Linked DNA regions of Homo sapiens: region 1 is linked to region 2. A link is a loop called in an ENCODE intact Hi-C map of the cell type or tissue named here. Cell type or tissue: Caco-2. All regions are shown on one strand. Each heading gives the region's core, and the rest is flanking DNA. Links, peaks and the distances in the headings are about the cores only.

Region 1 (5,373 bases), core at 295-5,294, 350 kb after region 2:
TATCTGCTTTCCAGGCTGAAGTGATTCATTCATTATTCTAGACGTCTTTAGTCCTTTGCAATTTGTGGTAATTAGGCTTTTCTTTTTAACATTAAAAATATACAAAAATAAAAGGCAAAAAAAGCATCATCCCATTAGTCTGACCTTCCCCTCCTCCATCCCTGCCCCAACACCCTGAAGACCCTGGATGCAAACAAAGGCCCGAGGGAGCCTCTTCCCTCGCAGTGCAGGCCTCACCTGGGGCTCAGAGTCAGAATCTGCATTTTATTCCCTAGGACAACCTCTAGTCAGGGCAGAGGCCGGCTGTGCTGCCCAAGTGCCCTAACCCTAGCTTTGAGGCACCAGAAGGGCAAATGCAAATTAAAAATGAGAATAAGTTTATTCTCCTTGGTGAAAAAAAAAAAAAAAGACTTTCCCCTCTCCTTTTTCTTTAGAAAATCTATCATTGCAAGTTCCTTCCTGGACTTTTTTTATGTAGATCTGTTCAAAAGCTAAATAAGCCTCTTTCAAGTTTCACATCCCAGGAATGTCTCCTTAAGGACCTAGGAGCCACCATTTGAAGTGTAATCACCAAGGGAGATACATCCTTATCTCCCAGTTTCCGTGGGCAAAGGGGAGCCTAACTTTAGCCCGGTGCCTAGCTCAAGTTGCAAACACACTTCCAGTCTTAAAGGAATGAATTTATTTTTTTTCCTTTAGGCAAACCCAGGTAGCCACCACAGTTACCTGGGGATTCACAGAGAACTGTGTGTGACCACTGGTGCTGTCAAGTCCTCTTACCTGAGCACCTGTGACGTTTCCCTTGAGAACGTGTACGGGATGGGTTGCACCTGGTTATATACAAGCGTGAGACTTCTTTCTGCCTTTGTAATTTATTAGCAGATTATCTGTGATGAGCATCGCAATCTGTTTAATGCCTATTCAATAATTAAATTTTTCTTTCTCTTCTTTTGTGGAAAGGTTTTCTGCATTGGCAGGAGATTTTTGTTTTCGATTATGTCCCCAACATGCCTGATGTTCCACCCCTCAAGAGCCTCAGCCTTGCCCAGGGAGGGCATGGGGGTGAGTGGCCTCTCCCACAGAGAGTGCTGGCCAAGTTGGCCCAGGTGCGCAGCAAGGGCTGCTGCCCAAAGGCTCCCTCCTGGTTGGCATGGGTCGGGACCCTGTTGTGTTGTGTTTTCGCTCTTTTTCGTAGAGTTCAAGGGGGTCCTGCTATGTTGTCCAGACTGGTCTTGAACTGACCTCAAGGGATCCTCTCGTCTCAGCCTCCCAAAGTGCTGGGATTACTGTGCCCAGCTTTGTGTTGTATTTTCTGATCTTATCCTGCAACCTCTTGAGCCCCCAACCTGGGCCCCAGTTCCTGCTGTGCCCCAGCCTGCCAGCCCTCTCTCTCTGCATATTCTTTCTTTAGCTGAGTTAACACCACTGATAAGGTTAAAGACAGGCTCTTAAATTTCTGCCCTGGCATGAGAAATATGTGACCCACATGCTTCTCCAGCTTAGCTGTCCAGTGTAACTGTCAGGGACTGATGGGCGCGTGCTGGCCCACAGCCCACCTCAGTCCTGACCCTCCCTGACAGGCTGAGAGAGGCCCCAGCCTGAACCTGGACTCCCCCATGTTCTGATATTCCTGCACAAGAGTGCAGAGGCCTGGTTAAGCTGGAGAAACATAAGGAATAGGTAGGTCTGCACACACTCACCTCTTCCTTTGCAGTGAACCTTCTAGAATCTTCTAGATGGAAAAGCTGGGGGTGTGGAGGTGTAGGGATAGGACAGCTGGGGGAGGCCTTGGCCAAGGTCAAGGAGTAGGCCCAGTCTCCCTCTCTGTGTGCCTGTCTGGGACTCGGTTTCCTGTCTGTGAAGCAGGGCTGGACGGGATATTGACAGCACCTGATGGTCATTGAGCTCCTCTGCCCCAGGCACTCAGCTGCTGGGCACAGTGCACACGTGGCAGTCCGGTGCCCTCTCACGCTCCGTGATGACTGAGTCTGTAGTTACACCCCTGGCCTCAGAATAAAGACTACACTTTCTGCCTCCCTCACTGGCAGGTATGACTAGGTGTGGTGGCAGTTTTCTCCTTAAGAGACAGATGTTTGTGCCTCCCTCCAACCCGCTGGCTAACACCTAGCTGGCACACAGCCTCCTGGGGCTATGAAGATGAGGGCCACAGCCACAGGGTGGGGGAGCCGTGAGCTGGGTCTGGCTGCGTCTCTGACATATGGGGGCATCACACATCACCTCTACCTCCCATCGAATGCTACACGAAGAGAACAAACTCCACCTGATGGAAGCTGCTGTTGTTTGAAGTCTTTCATGCTCACAACAGAACCTAACCCCAACCAATACAGTATGAGTATTGGCCCCACGTGGTTAAGCAAGCTGTCCAAGGTTACACACAGCTGGGAGGTGGTGGAGCTGGGTTTGAGCCTGTTATTGACCTTTGTGCAGACAGACCTCAGAGCAGAGCACAAGGCAGCAAGGCTGTGGGTCTGGGGCTCCCTCTCCAGGAGAATCAACTGGCTGCACACAGCCTGGAGAGCCCATGGGCAACCTGAGTCCTTGCACCTGGAAGTTTCTGTGTCCCACACATATCCAGGAGCTTAAAATGAAGATGTCTGAATTACCCAACCTCTTGATAGCACCAACCCAACCTTCCCAGCCTCCTCTTCTGAGGTCAGCCCAGAGCAAGCCCCTTGCAAAGCTGATTTAACTCAGAACCACTGGGCATACCCACAGGGCAGTGACCCTGCAGCCCTCGATCAAATGTGCAGATGGACTTGGGGGTGGGCTGGTACCCCAGATGGCCTCATTCTCCCAGGGTTGCAGAGCCCCTGAAAGCCACAGCCCTGTGTGCACACCACTGGGGAGTCATCACAGGATACTTCAAGAATTCAGTGCCAGGCAAGGTGGCTCATGGCTGTAATCCCAGCACTTCGGGAGGCTGAAGCGGGCAGATCACCTGAGGTCAGGAGCTAGAGACCACCCTGGTCAACATAGGGAAACCCCATCTCTACTAAAAATACAAAAATTATCTGGGCGTGGTGGCGGGTGCCTGTAATCCCAGCTACTCAGGAGGCTGAGACCGGAAAATCGCTTGAGCCTGGGAGGCAGAGGTTGCAGTGAGCTGAGATTGCACTGCTGCACTCCAGCTTGGGGGACAGAGTAAGACTCCATCTCAGAAAAAAGAGTTCTGTGTATCATTTAATGTGGAGATCCTCCCATCACGAGGATGAGGCTGTTTCTCTACTCCCCAGATCTGGGCTGGCCTGTGGTTTGTTGACCTCAGCCTTGTAGTTCTCACTTTCCTGGAACCTGAATGCCACCACGCGACATCCATAAGACAAAGCCCAGGATAAAAGATCACTTGGAGAGACAGGCCTGGCCTGGCACCACCCCGGCTGAGGCTGGACCCCTGGGAAGGAGACTCTGATGGACCTCCAGACCCAGTCAAATGACCACTTCCAAGGTCAGGCAAGAAGGGACAAAGAGCCACTGGCTCAGCCCACAGCATCTGAGAAATAAGAAACCGCTGCATTTTTTGAGCCAGTAAGATTTGACAGGTTTGTTTTGCAGCAATAGATGAGTGGTACCTCATCTTAGCCCATGTTCTGATGAAGACAAACAGTAGCATTGACAAAGTTTTAAGAAAAGTTAACCAAAAACTGGGATTCCTTTCTTCATTTTGACCCTTTGTTACAAGAAACAGAGGCCCACCCCACCAGACTCACTGTTCACTGGTCCCTGAGTGCCTGTGAGTCTCAGTGGGAGTTACCTTGAGACCAGCCCTTCTGAGTGGAGGGTGCTGGGTGCTGAGGTCAAGTCGAGCTCAGTCCAGGCTAAAAGGAGAGCAGCTCTGGCCAGGCTGTCAGGGCTGTGGCCTCCCCAAGAACCTCCTACCCTGGCCCCTCCAGGCTTTGCTGCTATGGTTGTGTGAGGGGAGTTGCTGTCCCAGCATTCTGGCCCCCTTGCCCCCAGCCCCTCCCTGACCTCCACGGGCTTCAGGCCTCAGTCCAGAGTCACCTCCTCTAGGAAGCCATCCCCCAGTGCAAGTCTGGGCAACATTCCTCCTTGCCTGGCCCACCTGCTCACTCTCATGCTATGGCTTTCTGTAAGCAAACACAAAGATAGGAACAACTCTGTCCCTGGCACAGAGCAGATGCTCTGGCAATATCTCATGAGTGAATGAAGGCACATGACAAACCTCCAGACCTGTGGAGACTGAAGGCTGAGAGCCTTTATAGATGCTGTGGGGCCGAGGAGTTTGCCAACTACAGCAGGTCATGCCCAGAGGTTTCTCTCTGGGTAGCAAGGTGTGTCTCCCACCAAAGGCCATTGGCATGGGGCCCGCCCTGCTGACCCGAGGCAGTGCACAGCAGAGGCCAGATGCAGTGAGAAGGAGCCTCTCCTTGGCCTGCTGTCTGCTGCCATGCCTGTGGGGGCGTGGACACAAGTGTGTGGCATAGAAGGTGGTGTGGCAGGTGAGAGGTTGGGGGTGTGTATGTAGCAGGTGTCTGTGTGTGTATGTGCATGTGGGGGTGTGTGTGCATGCATGTGTGTGTGTGCATATGCACGTGTGTGCATATGCATGTGTGTGCATGGAGAGAGAAGACCTCCTCTTTCTGGCCCCTCTCCTAGCTGCCCCCCTCCCTCCTGCTGCCAACACACTGTCAACCCTTCACTGTCTTTTTCCTTGGGACTCGTTGATCTGTCTCTACCATCCCAGGTGTCTGGAGCAGCCTCTAACCTTCCATCTGCCAAGGTACTTCAGCCCCACCCCTCCCAGCTGTGGAATGTCCCCTAGGATGTGCCACTGACACAAAGAGCCACACAGCTCCAAAATAGAATATTATCTAACCCACTGCTCCCTTTGCTGTCAGCAACACCTCCACCATGCTTCTCCCAGGACCCCCCTTGAACTCTCTGCTTCCTCCCTGAGGCCAAAGGAAAGACAGGAAAGGGGCCACCTTCCTGTCCTTGGGTCCCACAGAGATGTATCCTTGTAATGAAACCTACTTTATGCTTGAGTTGTATCCAGTTAGTTTCTGTGGCTTGCAATCAAGACCCACACCCACCTCAACCCAGGCTCTAGAGAGTAGACCCTTGTTTTTGCCTGGCTTGGGTCGACCTGGCACCTGCCAGGGTCCCAGCCTCTGAGTCAGCCCACCTTGCCCTCATCGGTGCCACCTCCAGGCGGCTGTACATAGACTCTGGCTTCTGCCCTGGCCTGGCCTCTGGGAACTGCAGCTGTCTGCTTCCATCCTATGTGGATGGTGCCTGAAAGTGAATAGGGATCAGTTACCAGCCCAGTATCTGTCCCCTTCTCAATAGCACTGATTCCTATGGGGAACTGCTTTTCTTGGACTATGTATGGGT
Region 2 (5,373 bases), core at 152-5,151:
GTAGAAGACCACACAGAAGCACCATCTTTTGTGAGCACTCTGTCTAAAATCTGAGAATCTAAGTCTTAGATTGCTGATATCTGATGACTCTTACTTGACATGTTTTTCGGTTCTAACCAGTATTAGGCAAAAACTCCCTTTTTGTATACTACAGTAAAGTCACATCACATGCTTATTTAATTTAAATAAATTCAGTGTAAGTGCTGGGAAAGAAAGAAACAAGATTAAAAATAATGTATTTATATTTTGTATATATGTATTTTGAATTTTATTTTTTTAGAGACAGGATCTTGCTGTGTTTTTCAGGCTGAACTCGAACTTCTGGGCTCAAGTACTCCTCCTGCCTCTATATATGCATTTTTGTTGTAAGGTGTTCATTACTGTATACAGACAATTGTTTTGTGTTTTAGTAAAGTATAATTTATGTAACAATACAATTCATTCCTTTTAGAATACAGTTTATGACTTTGGACAAATGTAGTCTTGTAACCACCACAGTCAAGATAGATGACCAGTATGGTTTGGCTGTGTCCCCACCCAAATCTCATCTTGAATTGCAGTTCCCATAATCCTCACATGTCATGGGAGGGACCCGGTGGGAGGCAGTGAATCATGGGGGCAGTTATATCCATGTGGTTCTCGTGATAGTGAGTTCTCATAGACGGTTTTATAAGGGACTTTTCCCGCTTTGCTTGGCACGTCTTCCTGCTGGTATGTGAAGAAGGATGTGTTTACTTCCCCTTCTGTCATGATTGTAAGTTTTCTGAGGCCTCCCCAGCCATGCTGAACTGCGAGTCAATTAAACCTCTTTTCTTTATAAATTACCCCATCTTGGGTATGTCCTTATAGCAGCATGAGAATGGACTAATACAATGACATTTCCATTGGTGCCAGACTCCCAGATCCTGGCAACCTTGTGCCTGTGTTCTGCCCTAAAGCTGTTGCAGCATACATTGTTATTTATACATAATAATGTACAGGTTTCATTTATAGTATTTTTGGGGTGATTTGGGGGAAATTTTATTTTGACCTAATTTTACCATCACTCTGATTTTAGCATCTCCCTGACTAATAACCTACAATTGGTCTGAATTTCATTCTTGTTTCTGCCCTACTGTTGCTGCCAGGGCATGTCAAATGAAGATCAGAAATGCCCCCACCCCAGGGCTTAAAGGAACCTATCTTTTTCTTTTTTTAGACGGAGTTTTGCTCTTGTTGCCCAGGCTGGAGTGCAATGGCATGATCTCGGCTTACTGCAACTTCCACCTCCCAGGTTCAAGCGATTCTCCTGCCTTAGCCTTGCAAGTAGCTGGGAGTGCAGGTGCCTGCCACCATGCCTGGCTAATTTTTGTATTTTTTTAGTAGAGACAGGGTTTCACCATGTTGGCCATACTGGTCTGAAACTCCTGACCTTGGGTGATCCACCCATCTCGGTCTCCCAAAGTGCTGGAATTACAGGCGTGAGCCACCGCGCCCGGCCCAAAGTAAATAACCCATCTTATTCCTCAGAGAAGAGAGAGAATTTGCACACAGATATTTCCCTATTTGCACAAGATAGCATCAGAGAATGTGCTTATATTCTGTAAGGATGCTTTACAATTTTAATAGTTGTTCAGGCTGGGTGTGGTGGCTCATGCCTGTAATCTCAGCACTGTTAGAGGCCGAGGCCGGCTGATCATTTGAAGTCAGGAGTTTGAGACAAGCCTCACCAACATGGTGAAACTCTGTCTCTATAAAAATACAAAAAATTAACCAGGTGTGGTGGTGCGTGCCTGTAATCTCAGCTACACAGGAGGCTGAGGCAGCAGAATTGCATGAACCCGGGAGGTGGAGGTTGCAGTGAGTTGAGATTGTGCCACTGCACTCCAGCCTGGGCGACAGAGCAGAGCGAGACTCCATCTAAAAAAAAAAAAAAAAAAAAAAAAAGAATTGTTCATAGTAAAGACTTTGTAAAAAGTGAAAAAGTGCCATTTGAGCCTCAGTGTTTATGTAATACTAGACTGGGTGACCAGTGCCTGCAGACATGATTAGCACTGTGGAAGAGAGGGGCGCAAAGTCTGCAGCATCTTATGACGTAGTCACTAATCAGGCATTTCTCAAGAGCTGCCTGTTAGGGTTTGCCTCTTGGATGACCTCACGGTAGGGTTTGGTGTTGGTTTCCTGGGCATGGGCCGTCAGTGTCAACTTTCATAGCACCTGCAGTTCAGGCTCTTGACCTGCAGGTGTTGCTGTAGACAGTGGGATGGTGACTTTGCCTTTGCTTGTGCTGGGATGCTGACAAAAATCTCTGAAAGGCTGTGTCAGTCCTGGGCTTTTCCTTTTAAAAATCACGAGCAGAATTCTTTAACAGAGAAGAAGGAAAATATGGTAGCACTAAGAATGTCAGTTACTGCCTAGAAACTGTTGTCTTTGTCCTTTGTGCTTGGACTGGTTATCTTTTTGTCCTTTGGATGAGGAACAGAGTGCTCCAACACTGTTGGTGTGCATTGGGCAGTGACAGGGCCCTGGGTCCAACTAGGCCATTCCTCCTGCCCTGGGCAGGGAAGCAGAGTAGTGACAGTGTACAAAGAGGGTGTCATGGAACAATCTAACATATTAACCCCTTCTAGGACAAGCCCGTTAGAACATAATACCTGAGAAAACTGTTCAGTACTTTCTCTTGCTTTGGGTAGTGTGGCCTTTGTGCGCAGTTACAGGGACCTCGGTGCTTCTTGGGAAGGGAATGGCATCATTTGGAAGATAAATTTCAGGTTTCCTAATAGTGTCCTTGGCAGATACTTCATCATCATCATCAGGCTGCTCCCTCCTGACTTGGTCTCCGTAGGTATGGGCACTCTTCACTTTTCTCATCAGCAAAGTCTTTTCCAGTAGTTCATCCCTCCGCTTTCCCCAGCAGGTAACCATGCCTCCTTGGAGTTTGCACTTCATTTTACGTTATTCCTTTATGGCTGGCTGTGCCCACATTTTCAGTGATTAGGGGCAGAGACTTACTCAGCCTTTCTCACTTCCTGGTGCTGTGTGAGATGACCCCCCCAGTGCATGCCGAATTCCATTTCTTAGTACCTCTTCTTTGGTTTTGCTTACTGTTTTCGCTCAGTCTGTTATAACAAAAATACTGTAGCCTGGGTGGCTTATAAACAACAGACATTTATTGCTGACAGCCTCTATAGGAGGCTAGAAGTCCAAGATCAAGGTGCCAGCAGGTTCAGTGGTGAGGGCCCACTTCCTGGTTCATAGACCTCTGTCTTCTCATCGAGCTGTCACATGGTGAAAGGGGCAAATGAACTCCCTTAGGCCTGTTTTATAAGGCCACTACTCATATTCACGAGGGATCTGCCCTTATGACCTAATCGTCTCCCAAAGGCCCCACCTCCAAATAACATTACTTTGGAGGTTAGGTCTTTAACATGAATTTTGGAGGGACACAAACATTCCTTCTATAGCACTCACACACCTATCATGACATCTGTGGCTCTTGATGTCCCTCGGGTGGGCTGTCAGGAGAATAGAAAGGTGCCTGTGCTTCAGGCCTGAGACTTCTTTCCGTGTGTAGGCTCACACTGCCTGAGAAATTTGGGTTCCTTGTTTCGTCTTTAAACAGCTTCTTCCTTTACTAGTCGAGGCTTTTTCAGGTGCCCATTGCAGGAGACCCCTTTGTAGAGTCACGGGGGCTTAATCAGAATCCCCTTCTCTCCATATACCCAACCCCGTAGACTGTGGTGAGGATTGAATGAGACCTACTTAGCATGATTCCTGACAGAGTGTGCACTCAAGTAGATACTAGCTATTATCGTTACTATTATTTCTCTTAAAAAAGAAAAAGCTTTTCATTTTTCTTTCTGATTATACTCAATGTACAATATTTGGAAAATACAGATGAGTATATAAAGAAAATCCCTTCACTTCCTATTAACTTTTTGGGATATTTTCTATGGCTTTTCTTTTCTTTCCTTCTTTCTTTTCCTCTTCCCTTTTCTTTTTTGAGACATAGTCTTACTCTGTTGCCCAGGCTGGAATATAGTGGAGCACGGTGCAATTGTAGCTCAGTGCAACCTCGACTTCCTGGGCTCAAGCTGTCTTCCTACCTCAGCCTCCTGAGTAGCTGAGATCACGGATGTGTACCACCATGCCTGGCTAATTTTTAAAAAATTTTTTGTAGAGACGAGACTCCCTGTGTTGCCCAGGCTGGTCTCAAACTCCTGGGCTTAAGAGATCCTCCTGCCTCAGCCTCTCAAAGTGCTGGAATTACAGGCATGAGTGTCTGTATCCAGCCTGTTTTTTTCTTATGCATGTAAACATATACATAAATACATGTATGTATATTTATAAAATTTTATTACACTTTATCTTCTTTTATGCTGAACAGAGTATCCTTAGCATTTCCTGCATGCCTTTTGCTGATTTTGAATTTGTGATGTAGACCAGCCTGGCCAGTATGGTGACAGCCTGTCTCTACTAAAAATACAAAAATTAGCTGAGTGTGGTGGTGCATGCCTGTAGTCCCAGCTACTCGGGAAGCTGAGGCAGAAGAATTGCTTGAACCTAGGAGGCGGGGGTTGCAGTGAGCTGAGATCATGCCACTGCACTCCAGCTGGAGTGACAGAGCGAGACTTCGTCTCAAAAAAAAAAAAAAAAAGAAATGAATTTGTGATGTACACTGTTGAGTGTTGTCTACCTGAAGTGGCTCTTGTCCTTGGATGAGGGCATATGCTGCATAGTATGCACTGAGAGAGAATAATGAATAGAAAGCCAGGGGTTGAGGGATGTCTGTCTGTTTCCCCTCAGATTCAGCTATCTGTGGACCCCACCTGGGGATTGAGCCTTAGGCCACCTGGCTCAGTGTCATCTTGTGTCATAGCTGCTATTTCACCTTTCCAGTGATTCACCCTGAAACTGCACCTTCTTTAAGAAAGCTCAGGCATAAGAAGCCTCCAAGCGATTTGACTTAAATCACAAGTCAGGAAAACCTGATTTAAGTTGTTAGGAGGACTTTTAAAAAATTCTCACAAGAAACATTGCATTTTTATTTTTTATTTTGCAGTTTATTTTTATTTTGCAGTGAAGGTTATATGCTTCATTTTTAGAAAGCAGTGTTGAGTTTGCTGGATATTGAAGTTATATCAGAAAATAACCTGGTATCTTAACGTTTTCAGAGTTGGATGGGTTCAGGGAGCATGTGGTCAGGGAGGAGGAAGAGGAGTGTTAGAATCATCTGTGGAGTTTTTCCCCTGGAAAAATGTGTATTTCCAAAAATTGAGAACCAGTGATCTGCTTCCTTTTTACAGGTGAAGAAATTGAGATGTACAATGGTCAAGTGCTTTGCTTAAAATCATACATTTAGAAGGTAGGGCCAGAGAGTTATTGGGAATTGAA

What was found. A loop is a pair of places that touch in the nucleus more often than their neighbours do. Peaks named below come from ENCODE experiments on the same cell type or tissue, not always from the same donor. Only the 100,000 strongest peaks of a DNase experiment are listed, where the experiment ranks them.
Region 1: a loop joins it to region 2, with 4 times the contacts of the local background. A loop is called at or near these places in 3 of 110 quality-filtered maps.

Annotation. Positions count from the first base shown.
Region 1 is chr7:44,128,374-44,133,746 of GRCh38, reverse strand. No RefSeq gene overlaps it. Among named protein-coding and RNA genes, the nearest start is that of POLD2, 7.5 kb to the right of the region's middle. In Caco-2, for the core only: a CTCF peak has its summit at 2,500 (motif pointing left); a DNase peak (open chromatin) is centred at 2,426.
Region 2 is chr7:44,474,376-44,479,748 of GRCh38, reverse strand. The region is part of intron 2 of NUDCD3 (NudC domain containing 3); the gene reads left to right. Among named protein-coding and RNA genes, the nearest start is that of NUDCD3, 14 kb to the left of the region's middle. RefSeq lists a silencer at 2,105-2,399. In Caco-2, for the core only: a CTCF peak has its summit at 2,211 (motif pointing right); a DNase peak (open chromatin) is centred at 2,178.